Regions from separate parts of the Homo sapiens genome. Here region 1 is linked to region 2. Evidence: read pairs that join two places in POLR2A ChIA-PET (ENCODE). Cell type or tissue: OCI-LY7. All regions are shown on one strand. Links, peaks and the distances in the headings refer to the core of each region. The heading gives the core; the rest is flanking DNA.

Region 1 (5,381 bases), core at 89-5,088, 1.1 Mb before region 2:
TGAGTTTTCTGCAATAATCGGTGAGATCGTCCTTCATACCCCAAAGGGACCATAGTGGCAAGTAGAAAGAAAAACCACTGCAATCTATAGAATTAGCCATTCATCATGATTCTGAATTGTGGACTGAGCTCTACACACACTTCGAGAGAAAGAGGCTCGTTAATCCAAGGTGTTTATAGGTGAGCAGCCCCTTCCATGGCCCAGGGAAGCTAGAAAATAGAAAGAAACCAGTAACTGGCTGCTAGAAACAAGAACCACAGATCTATATGTCATTGCAACATCAGAGCTCCAGCCTTTGGGTTCCCTTTCTTGGTTATTCAAGAAGGCAGTTCCATCTTGGATTCCCATGGGTGTAACTAGGATTGCTGTCCACTTGGGGGTGGGCATATAGAGATAAGGAGAGAGACTGTTGATCAGGAGTGAGGACTCTGTGACAGCTGATCAGCTCAGCTCATGGAGGCTGGTAACCTCCATGTTCTCTGATGCTTTGATACTGCTTTCTCTGTGTCACTGACCAGCTCCTCATTGAGAACAATAGCAAATAGAAAATGAAATCTCGTATTTGAGAACAATCACACATAATAAATGAAGATAGATACGAAATAAAAGTGTCTATTCAATCACACACAAACAAAGGTATTTTGCCTGGATATTCATGAAACTGAAAAGTAGGTTCTTTTATTTAGAATTTAGAACAGAATGACTTTGCTCTTACTACATAAATAAATGTTTAAACTACACCTAACTGGCCGGGTGCAGTGGCTCACGCCTGTAATCCCAGCACTTTGGGAGGTCAAGGCAGGTGAATCACTTGAGGTCAGGAGTTCGAGACCAGCCTGGCCAACATGGTGAAAACGCATCTCTACTAAAAATACATATAAAAATTAGCTGGGCTTGGTGGCGGGTGCCTGTAATCCCAGTTACTTGTGAGGCTGAGGCAGGAGAATCGCTTGAACCCAGGAGGCAGATGTTGCAGTGAGCTGAGATCATGCCACTGCACTCCAGCCTGAGTGACAGAGTGAGACTTTGTCTCAAAAAAGTACTAATAATAAAAGAAAATAAAAATAATAAAATAAAGTACACGTTAACAGAATCCAAAAAAATGATACTTTACCACACACCCAATAGGATGACTACTATAAAAAAAAAAGTGTTGACAAAGATGTGGAGGAATTGGAACTCTTTTTTTTTGTTTTTTTTTTCCGAGACGGAGTCTCACACTGTCACCCAGGTTAGAGTGCAATGGCGCGATCTCAGCTCACTGCAACCTCCACCTCCTGGGTTCAAGAGATTCTCCTGCCTCAGCCTCCCAAGTAGCTGAAATTACAGGCACACAACATCCAGCTAATTTTTTGTATTTTCAGTAGAGACGAGGTTTCATTATGTTTGCCAGGCTGGTCTCAAACTCCTGACCTTGTGATCCGCTCGCCTCGGCCTCCCAAAGTGAGCCACCACACCCAGCCCACGAATTAGAACTCTTGTGCACTGTTGGTGGGAATGTAAAGTAACAGCTGGTATGAGAAATAGTATGGTGATTTTTCAAAATTAAAAGTAGAATTACTACATAATCCAGCAATTTCATTCCTAGATAAATACTCAAAAGAATTGAAAACAGAGTTTTGAAGAGGTATTTGTACACCAAAATTCATAGCAGCATTATTCATACTAGCCCAAAAGTGGAAGAAACCCATGTCCACCAGTGAATGAATGGATAAACGAAATGTGATATATACATACAATGGAATATTATTCACCTTTAGAAAAGAAAATCCCATTATATGCTACAATATAGATGAAACTTGAGGGCATTATGATAAGTGAAATAAGCCAGAAACAAAATGACCAATATTGTATGATTCCACTTATATGAGATATTCAGAGTAGTCAAATTCATGGAGACAGAAAGGAGAGTGCTGGTTGCCAGGGGCTGGGGAGAGGGGAAATGAGAAGTTATCGTTTAATAGGCATACAGTTTCAGTTTGGCAAGATGAAAAAGTTCTGCAAATTGGTTTCACAGCAATGCGAATATACTTAACACTACGGGATGGTACACTTAAAATGGTTAAGATGAAAATATTTGTATTTTAAATATCTATATATATTTACCATGATTAAAAATAAAAATAAAAATAAAAATAAATGACTCTGGCAGGGCGCGGTGGCTCGCGCCTGTAATCCCAGCACTTCGGGAGGCAAAGGCGGGCGGATCGCGAGGTCAGGAGATAGAGACCATCCTGGCTAACAGGGTGAAACCCCGTCTCTACTAAAAATACAAAAAATTAGCCAGGCGTGGTGGCAGGCGCCTGTACTCCCAGCTACTCAGGAGGCTGAGGCAGGAGAATGGTGTGAACCTGGGAGGCGGAGCTTGCAGTGAGCTGAGATTGCACCACTGCACTCCAGCCTGGGCGACAGAGCGAGACTCCGCCTCAAAAAAAAAAAAAAAAAAAAAAAAGACCCGCATGAACAATTTATCAAACATGAGATAGCGTGTGTGTTTATGAGTGTATTTGTGGTCACACTGATGTTTCATACTGTGGCTATCAAGTTGATTATGTGAGTAATTTCTCACACCTGCACAGGAAGTTGACCCCTCTCCTCACTTCCCCTCCCCTCCCCTTCCCTTCCCTTCCTTGTGTTACAGTCGGGTCTTTGTTCTTAGAGCTCCCGAGATGGTGGCGGCCGGCTCCCAAGGTGGCAGCAAGACTTTTGTTCTCTGACCTGGGGTTCTTGGCCTCCTGGATTCCAAAGAATGGAACCTTGGGGCCATGCGGTGAGTGTTGTGGTTCTATTGGAAACCGTGGGTCACGGAAGAGAACTGTGGAACCCAGTGACTAGTGTTCAGCTGGATTAGGATGAACCTGGGCACTTAGCAGTGCAGGAGCAATAGTGAGCCTCTAGCCCGATCCAGCAATGGGTGCCTCGCTGGATCAGAAGTGCAGTGGACACCCTGCCTGATCCAGAGTGGTGGAAGTCAGTGGCAGGTCTGTGACAGCGGCATTCAGCAGTGGTGGACAGCTCGAGCCAGAACAAACACATACCAGAAGAGTGAGCAGTTGCAAGATTTAATAGAGTGAAAACAGAGCTCCCATACAATGGAAAGGGACCCAAAGGGGGTTGCCACTCCCTGCTCAAATGCCTGGGTTTAAATCCCGATCATTGTCCCTCCCTTTGTGCTCTCAGGCGATAATATGATTTGACTATTTCTTTACCTCCTGCTTTTAGCCTAATTTGTATTTTAGTGAGCCCTCTTTACTACCTGATTGGTTGGGTGTGAGCTGAGTTACAAGCCCTGTGTTTAAAGGTGGGTGCAGTCACCTTCCCCAGCTAGGCTTAGGAATCCTTAGCCTAGGAAATACAGCTAGTCTATTCTCTTTCTTCCTTCCTTCCTTCCTTCCTTCCCTTTCTTTCTTTTTTTTTTTGAGACAACGTCTTGCTCTGTCATACGGGCTGGAGTGCAGTGCTCTGATTGTGGCTAACTGCAGCCTCAATCTCCCAGGCTCAAGCGATCCTCCCACCTAAGCCTCCCTAGTAGCTGGGAAAACAGGCAAATACCACCATTCCCAGCTAATTTTTTTTGTAGAGACAAGGTTTTACCATGTGCCCAGGCTCAGGTCTTGAACTCTTGAGCTCAAGTGATCCACTTGCTTCTGCCTTCCAAAGTGCTGGGATTACAAGTGTGAGCCACAACACCCAGCCCAGGCTTTTCTATACATCCTCTGAAATCTAGGTGAAGGCTGCCAAGTGTTCTTCATTCGCATTCTGTGCATCTATAGGCTTGACATCACCTGGAAGCCACCAAGGCTTACAGCTTACATTCTCTAAAGTAGCAGCCTGAGCTGTACCTGGGCCCCTTTGAGCCAAGGCTGTAATTAGAGTGACTGGGTTGTGGGAAGGAGTGTCCTGAGGCTGCACAAGGCAGTGGGGCCCTGAGCCTGACCCACAAAATCATTCAGTCCTCCTAGGCCTCAGAGCTTATGATGGGAGGGGCTGCTGCAGAGATCTGTGAAATGCCTTTGAGGCATTTTCTCAATTGTCTTAGATATTAGCACCTGGCTCTCTTTTAATTATGCAAACATGTCTAGCAAGTGGTCACTCCACAGCCTGCTTAAATTTCTCTCCTGAAAAAGCTTTTTCTTTCTCTGCCACATGGCCAGGCTGCAAATTTTCTAAACTTTTATGCTCTGATCCCTGTTTAAATATAATTTCCAGCTTTAAGTCATTTATTTGTTCCCACATCTGAATATAGACTGTTAGAAGCAGCCATAACACCTCTTGAACACTTTGCTGCTTAGAAATTTCTTCTGTCGGTTGGAAGTGGTAGTTCATGCCTGTAATCCCAGCACTTTGGAAGGCCAAGGTGGGAGGGTCACCCGAGGTCAGGGGTTCAAGACCAGCCTGACCAACATGAAGAAACCTCATCTCTATTAAAAATACAAAAATTAGCCAAGTGTGATGGCACATGCCCTTAATGCCAGCTACTCAGGAGGCTGAGGCAGGAGAATCACTTGAACCCAGGAGGCAGATGTTGCAGTGAGCCGAGATCACGCCACTGCACTCCAGCCTGGGCAACAAGAGCGAGACTCTGTCTCAAAAAAAAAAAAATGAAATTTCTTGCCAGATACCCTAAATCATCACTATGAAGTTCAGACTTCCACAGATTCCCAGGGCATGAAAAGAGTACAGCCAAGCTCTTTGCTAAGGCATAATATGCCTGATCTTTGCTCTAGTTTCCAGTAAGTTCTTCGTTCGCTCTGAGACCTCCTCAGCCTGGACTTTATTGTCCATGTCACTATCAGCATTTTGGTCACAACCATTTAACCAGTCTCAAAGTTCTAAACTTTCCCTCATCTTCCTGTCTTCTTCTGAGCCCTCTGAACTCTCCTAATCTCTGCTTGTTACGCAGCTCCGAAGTTTCTTCCACATTTTTGGGTATCTTTATAGCAATACTCCACTCCTGGTACCAATTTTCTGTGTTAGGCCATCCTTGTACTCCTATAAAGAAATAACTGAGACTGAGTAATTTATAAGCAAAGAGATTTATTTGGCTCATGGTTCTGCAGGCTTTACCAGAAATAGAGCAGCATCTGCTTCTGGGGAGGCCTCAGGAAGCTTATAATCATGGCAGAAGGCAAAGGGGGAGCAGGAACATCACATGTTGAAAGCAGGAGCAAGACAGAGAGAGAGTTGTGGGGGAGGTGCAGAGGTGCCACACATTTCTAAATGACCAGATCTCATGAAAACGCATTATCACAAAGATAGGACTAAACCATGAGGAACCCACCCCTATGATCCAAATACCTTCCACGAGGCCTCACCTCCAGCTTTTTCATTACAATTCAAAATGAGATTTGGGCAGAGACAAATATCCAAACGATATCACC
Region 2 (5,381 bases), core at 132-5,131:
CATCCAGGAAGAAATAAGGAGGGCAGGGAATCTCAGAGGTCCTTCCCAGCCCAAGCCCTGAACAATGCCTTCATTGACACCTCTCACCTTTCACTCATCCTGCCTGACCCTTATTCCATCAGCCATCCCAGCGCTGGCTGCAGAATAAGATCTCACCTGACAAGCCTCTAAAGTTCAGACCTCACCTGGCCCTGGGACTCTCCAGCAAGACACAACTCGGAAGGGCCGGCCCAGCACTGGTGCAGGCTTCCCCAGGGCTGCCCGGTTCTGGCCAGAACTCTGAAGTGTAGCAGTACGTGCCCTGGAGGATCTAAAATCCATCTCAAGTTCTCAAAGCAAACAGAAGATGTGTTTGGTGGTTCTGTTGGCCAGAGTACACTAGCACCAGCTGGAACTGAGACAGACACCCAGCAACCCTGTCCCGTTCTCCACTGGGCCAAGGGAAGCCACAAGCCCTGCCCCACTCTCAAGGGCTCAGACCTGGATATGGAAAGCACTCGGGGGTAGTGAGAGAGAATCCAAGGTCTCTTGAGGGTAAGTGGGGACACCACCGCCACCACCGCCACGGGTGGGAAGGAGAAAGAAGGGCTGCTGTTTCCCCAGGAGGCTGCACCCTGCCCTGGGGAGGAGGCAGCTCCCCAGAGATGACACTTGAGGACTTGGCTTGGCACCACGAAAGCATACCGCTCAGGGTTTTGTTTCCCCTTTATAAATGGAGGCAGGCGAGGAAAGGAATTCTTTGGCTGAGTAACATAATACTTCTGGGTCCAGCCCACCAGGCTTGGCCCTGGGAAGAGCAAACAAGCTGCCTACCCTGTCCCAACAGGTTTGTGGACACTCGTGCCCACTGCCACTCACTGTGGATTCTGGGGAAAGGGGGAAACGTAGATCCCCAAGGGGAGCAGAGATGTTGGGGAAGATCTATAGCCCAGCCCTCAACCCCCCAGGGTGAGGCCACAGCCAGATATTTAGTGTTACCATGCAATCAAACACAACTCCACCCCACCCGCCCTAAGCCATCTCAGCTCCCACTTTCCTCACTGACCTGGGCCTCAGAGCCCAGCTGTAAGTCCAAGGTTTATGCTCACAAGCCCCACAAGCTGCACGATTTCCCAAATGCTCTTCACCCAGGCTGAGGACCTCCCCCGCAGAAGAGTTCTGCATGTCACAAAGCCAGAAGCAAATACCCAGAGCCACAAAGAAAATGTTAATAACCACCAGATATATTTTTGCAAAGTACTTTTGAAAGATATTATTTCCATTCTCATAACAACTTCCCAGGTTAGCCATTATTATCACCCCATTTTAAACATAAGGAAGCAAGGGGCTCACAGAAGTGTCTACAGAAATGGCTAAGTCAGGTCTTGAGCCCAATCCGTCTTACTCTTCATTTCACCCTCGATCAGTAGCTGCAAATCCAGCACCCTGATTATCTGAATTTGGTGATCAATAGAACTGGTGACGACCACCTCCAGCTTTGTAACTCCTGGCTTTTTAGACCTGGCAACTGGATAAATGGGGGACTTTTGGACAGGCACAGTGGCTCACGCCTGTAATCCCAGCACTCCCAGCACTTTGGGAAGCTGAGATGGGTGGATCACCTGAGGTCAGGAGTTCAAGACTAGCCTGGCAAACATGGCAAAACCCCATCTCTACTAAAAATACAAAAATTAGCTGGGCGTGGTAGTGGGCGCCTGTAATTCCAGCTACTCAGGGGGCTGAGGCAGAGAGAATCGCTTGAATCTGGGAGACGGAGATGGCAGTGAGCCGAGATCTCACCATTGCACTCCAGCCTGGGCAACGAGAGCAAAACTCCGTCTCAAAAAAAGAAAAAAAAAAAACAAAAGAAGGGCTTTCACCTAACAGGCCTGAGGGGTCCAGGCAGACATGGGTGCAGACCGTACCTGACCTTGCTGGCCCAGGGGCAGGCGGCTAGCCCAGCCCCTCCCCCGGCAGGTGCCCCTTCACCTTCCCGCGCCTGCCCCTCCAGTCCACACACCCAGGCAAGGCGCCCTCGAGCGAGCGCCGTTTGTTTTGCTGAGAGTTTCCGTTGGCTCGCGTGTGGGTGTTTGTTGTATTTCTCCGGCAGATGGCAGACAGCATGCCCTCCCCACCATCACCCCGCCCCACCATCACCCTGCCCTGGGGCTGTGTGGCAAGCAGACGCTGCAGGGCAGAACAAAAGCCTAGCAGGTGAACAGCCCTGTCTGCGGAGACTTTTATCCAACCCAAGTCGCAGACAATATCTTTATAAAATTCCTTTCAACTCCCTCATCATCTGGAACTCTTCCTGCCTGGCTCCCAACCTGCTGCAGCCCCCAGCAGCCCCCACCCTCAGAAGAACATCTGCTCCTCTGACAGGGCACAGGACACGGTGTTCCAAAGAGCAATTTTTTCTTTGGCTTCCATCCACTACACCCCCTCAGAGCCCAGAGACCCCCTGCTCCCAGAAGCTTCCTGCAAAACGGGAGGAGTGTATTGATCTGTGGAATGGAGGAGATCATTCTCCTCCTCCAGTGCTCAGAACTCCTCAGCAAAAATGACCCTCAGTTTTTACCACCCCTGAAAAACCCCAGATGAGTCCAGGGACTCCTGCCAGGAACTGGGTTGGGGGATGAGGGGGATGCTGGAAAGGGATGGAGTTTCTCAATTTCTAAAGCTATTGTTTCTCATTCCCAAATCACCATGCTCCAATCTGGGCCCAAGAGCTGTGCTCAACTTGAGGACTGGTGTGGCTCCCTCTGCAAGAAGGTTAGGCCAATGCCAGTGAACCAGCCACTGAAGGCTGGAGGGGCCGGAGAGCCTCTGAGCATCCTCACCGCCTTGCCTGAGGCTAGAGCTACAACAGCGAGTGCCTAGACCCCCACCTGTATCCCCATTGCATCCCCACCACTACCCAGCAGCTCAGGAGCAGGCTCTTCCCTCCACTCCTAGGCGACACTCTGCAGTTTCCATCCTGGGGTCTCTTACTTGCTTCTGCTACTCTGCCCAGTTTCTCGTGTTGATAGCTTAGCTACTCAGCCTTCCTGGGTTTTCTTTTCAGCCCTGGTCATATCTTTAATGATCTCTATCCTCAACATGTCTAATAGCCCAAGGACCAAGCTCATTCCACTCTCATCCTCAACCCAGATCTGCAGGACCCCAGCCAGGCCCATAGCCCCCCAAGCAGAGGGGAACTGACAGCTATGACTCTGACTATACTAGACAACATTCTACACCCACCAGGAAGTAGAGCCTTGGAGATGTCCAAGCTGACCCTGTTATTAAGGGCTGAGAAGCAGTTGTAGATGCTGCTTAAAGGAAGAGGGGAAGGGGGCTGCCAGGGCAGCCACAGAGGCATCAACAGACGGGACACAGAGGTCTCTGGTGTCACCCTGATGGCAGTTCTGCAAGTGCTGACACGGGGTCCCAGAGTCCCTAGACCTAACTTTGTGGGTTAGACATCTGACTCCAATTTGTGTGGGCCAAATTCTAGCCTGGAACTTGGGCCCCAATATGCACAATCTGTCTTCCCCACAGCCCCTGAGACACCATGTGAGCCAGGGCACACAGCCAGCCTGCACCCTGCCCTTCTCAACAGGAATTCCTTGGCTCATGCAGCCTCCACCTCTGGCCTGACTCTGTTCTTTCTCTGTGAAACCTTCCTCGACCCCTTCAGTTAGCCTCTGTCCAAAGCCAGGCACTCTCATGGGCCATTTCCCCCAGCGCTTACCAAATGTTGCCAGGTATTTTAGTTATCTGGGTAAACATCTTCTCTGTAAACTCCTCAACAACAGAGACATTTTATTCATCTCCATTCTCACCCACCACCGCCAGCACCTAGCTCTGCACCTTGCCAAGAGTAAACATTAAACATTTTCTGGATCAATAAACTCAGGATAATCCTCCCAAGTCCTTATTCTGAATGGCCACAGGAAAACCAAAACATTTCCTCATCTCCTTGGTGACCCCATACATTACCCTAAGCTTCAAAAGAGAGGATGCTAAAGAAGGCGTGATGTGGTCAGGGGGTCCCTGGATATGTGAACCTCCCCCGTCCTAACTGGACACTGTCTTAGGTTTCCATTTATACCTTCCCGGTGGCACCTCTGTCCCTGCTGTCCTATCCATCCACCAGAAATCTCTGGCCAACACATTAAACATATTTTCAAATCCCCAATTCCCTGAACTTAAGGGAAAGCAGGCTGCCCCGGCCTGGGTACTGGGTGTTACCTGACTAGCACGTGGGCTGCCCCCTGTCCCGCACACCCACCCGCTGGGCAGCTAAGCCTCTGCGGTTGGGACCCCAGGGAGGCTTCCTGGTGATTTGCATATAATCACACAATGCCAGGCACAACAAAGCCACTCAAACAGCAGAGCCTTCTCAGCTGAGTTTAAAGTTTAATCTCCTTAATACAAAAGTTTCTGCTTTGCTTTTGATGGGTTCTGGAACTCTTGCTGATGATGCTAAACAAATAGTCACCCTTTCTCCCCCTCTGGAGGCTTTGCCCAGCGCATTGTGGCAGCACAGGCCCCAGTTGTTGTGGTTTACGGGCCAGACCTGCACCTGCACTGTTTGTGTGAGCTCATCTGGATGCCCAGAAGGGCTCTTTAAAGAGAGCCCAGCACAGCCGCAGATGGAGCAGGAGAAGACACCAGCCCAAGGACTGCTACAACCCTTGGCCAGACACCAGCTCAAGGCTGCCTGTACTCTCGGTGCCCCCCACCGCCCTCTACTTCCCTTACAGAAACATTCATCCCCAAGTCCTCCTCCCAGAACCCAGCTCCCTCCTATGTGTCTCTCAGGACCTTCCTCTTCCAGATGCCGTCCAGCCCCCTCGTACTTCCCCTCCCAGACTCACACCCCCTCTCAGTTTCTGCACACTTTGCCTCATCATCTGGAGGCCATTCCTAGGTCAGTTTTCCTATTTACTTCAGCACTTCACCTATAGGAGTCATAGAGCCATCCCAAGCAAAGAGCCTCTAGAAGACCCTTTCAAAGACATGCTCAGCACTTTACGTTTTGGCTCCAGCTCCTCCGCCCGGTCATTTTGAGAATGAGCCATGATCCTCCATCTCTCATATTGATGCGGGAATTGGAAGTTGGTCATTGAACTGGTGGCCTGAATAGGGGTGCCCCAGCCATCTTGGTTATCTGTTTTTGTGTAGCAAACAATCTCAAAACTTAGCAGCCTAAGACAACGGTTGTTTTATTTTATCTCACAGTGCTGTAGTTCAGAAACCTGTTCAGGGCTCAGCTGGGTAAGTCTGCTCTGTTGGCATTGGCTGGGGTTACTCTGTGATCTGGGATCTAAGATGGTTTCATTTTCATGGCTGGTGACTTAGTGAGTATGGCTAAAAGGCTTGGCTCAGCTGGGACTGTTGAGCAAAGGGCCTGCACA

Evidence for each region. ChIA-PET counts read pairs that join two places held together with the same protein. Peaks named below come from ENCODE experiments on the same cell type or tissue, not always from the same donor. Only the 100,000 strongest peaks of a DNase experiment are listed, where the experiment ranks them.
Region 1: POLR2A ChIA-PET joins it to region 2 with 6 read pairs; 1 of 35 experiments calls an interaction of 5 or more read pairs at or near these places.

What each region holds. Positions count from the first base shown.
Region 1 is chr11:110,325,754-110,331,134 of GRCh38, forward strand. It overlaps LOC124902752 (a long non-coding RNA gene), which reads left to right and starts at 2,648. Exons shown (of 2, transcript XR_007062884.1): 1 at 2,648-2,770. In OCI-LY7, for the core only: no CTCF peak of the experiment used is centred there; DNase peaks (open chromatin) are centred at 2,568, 2,988 and 3,748; H3K4me3 peaks cover 2,672 bases; H3K27ac peaks cover 2,696 bases.
Region 2 is chr11:111,434,807-111,440,187 of GRCh38, forward strand. It overlaps a transcript of BTG4 not described here. Among named protein-coding and RNA genes, the nearest start is that of POU2AF1, 58 kb to the left of the region's middle. RefSeq lists silencers at 4,444-4,493, 4,514-4,583 and an enhancer at 4,492-5,078. In OCI-LY7, for the core only: CTCF peaks have their summits at 2,072 (motif pointing right) and 2,271; DNase peaks (open chromatin) are centred at 2,075 and 4,545; H3K4me3 peaks cover 2,248 bases; H3K27ac peaks cover 3,924 bases.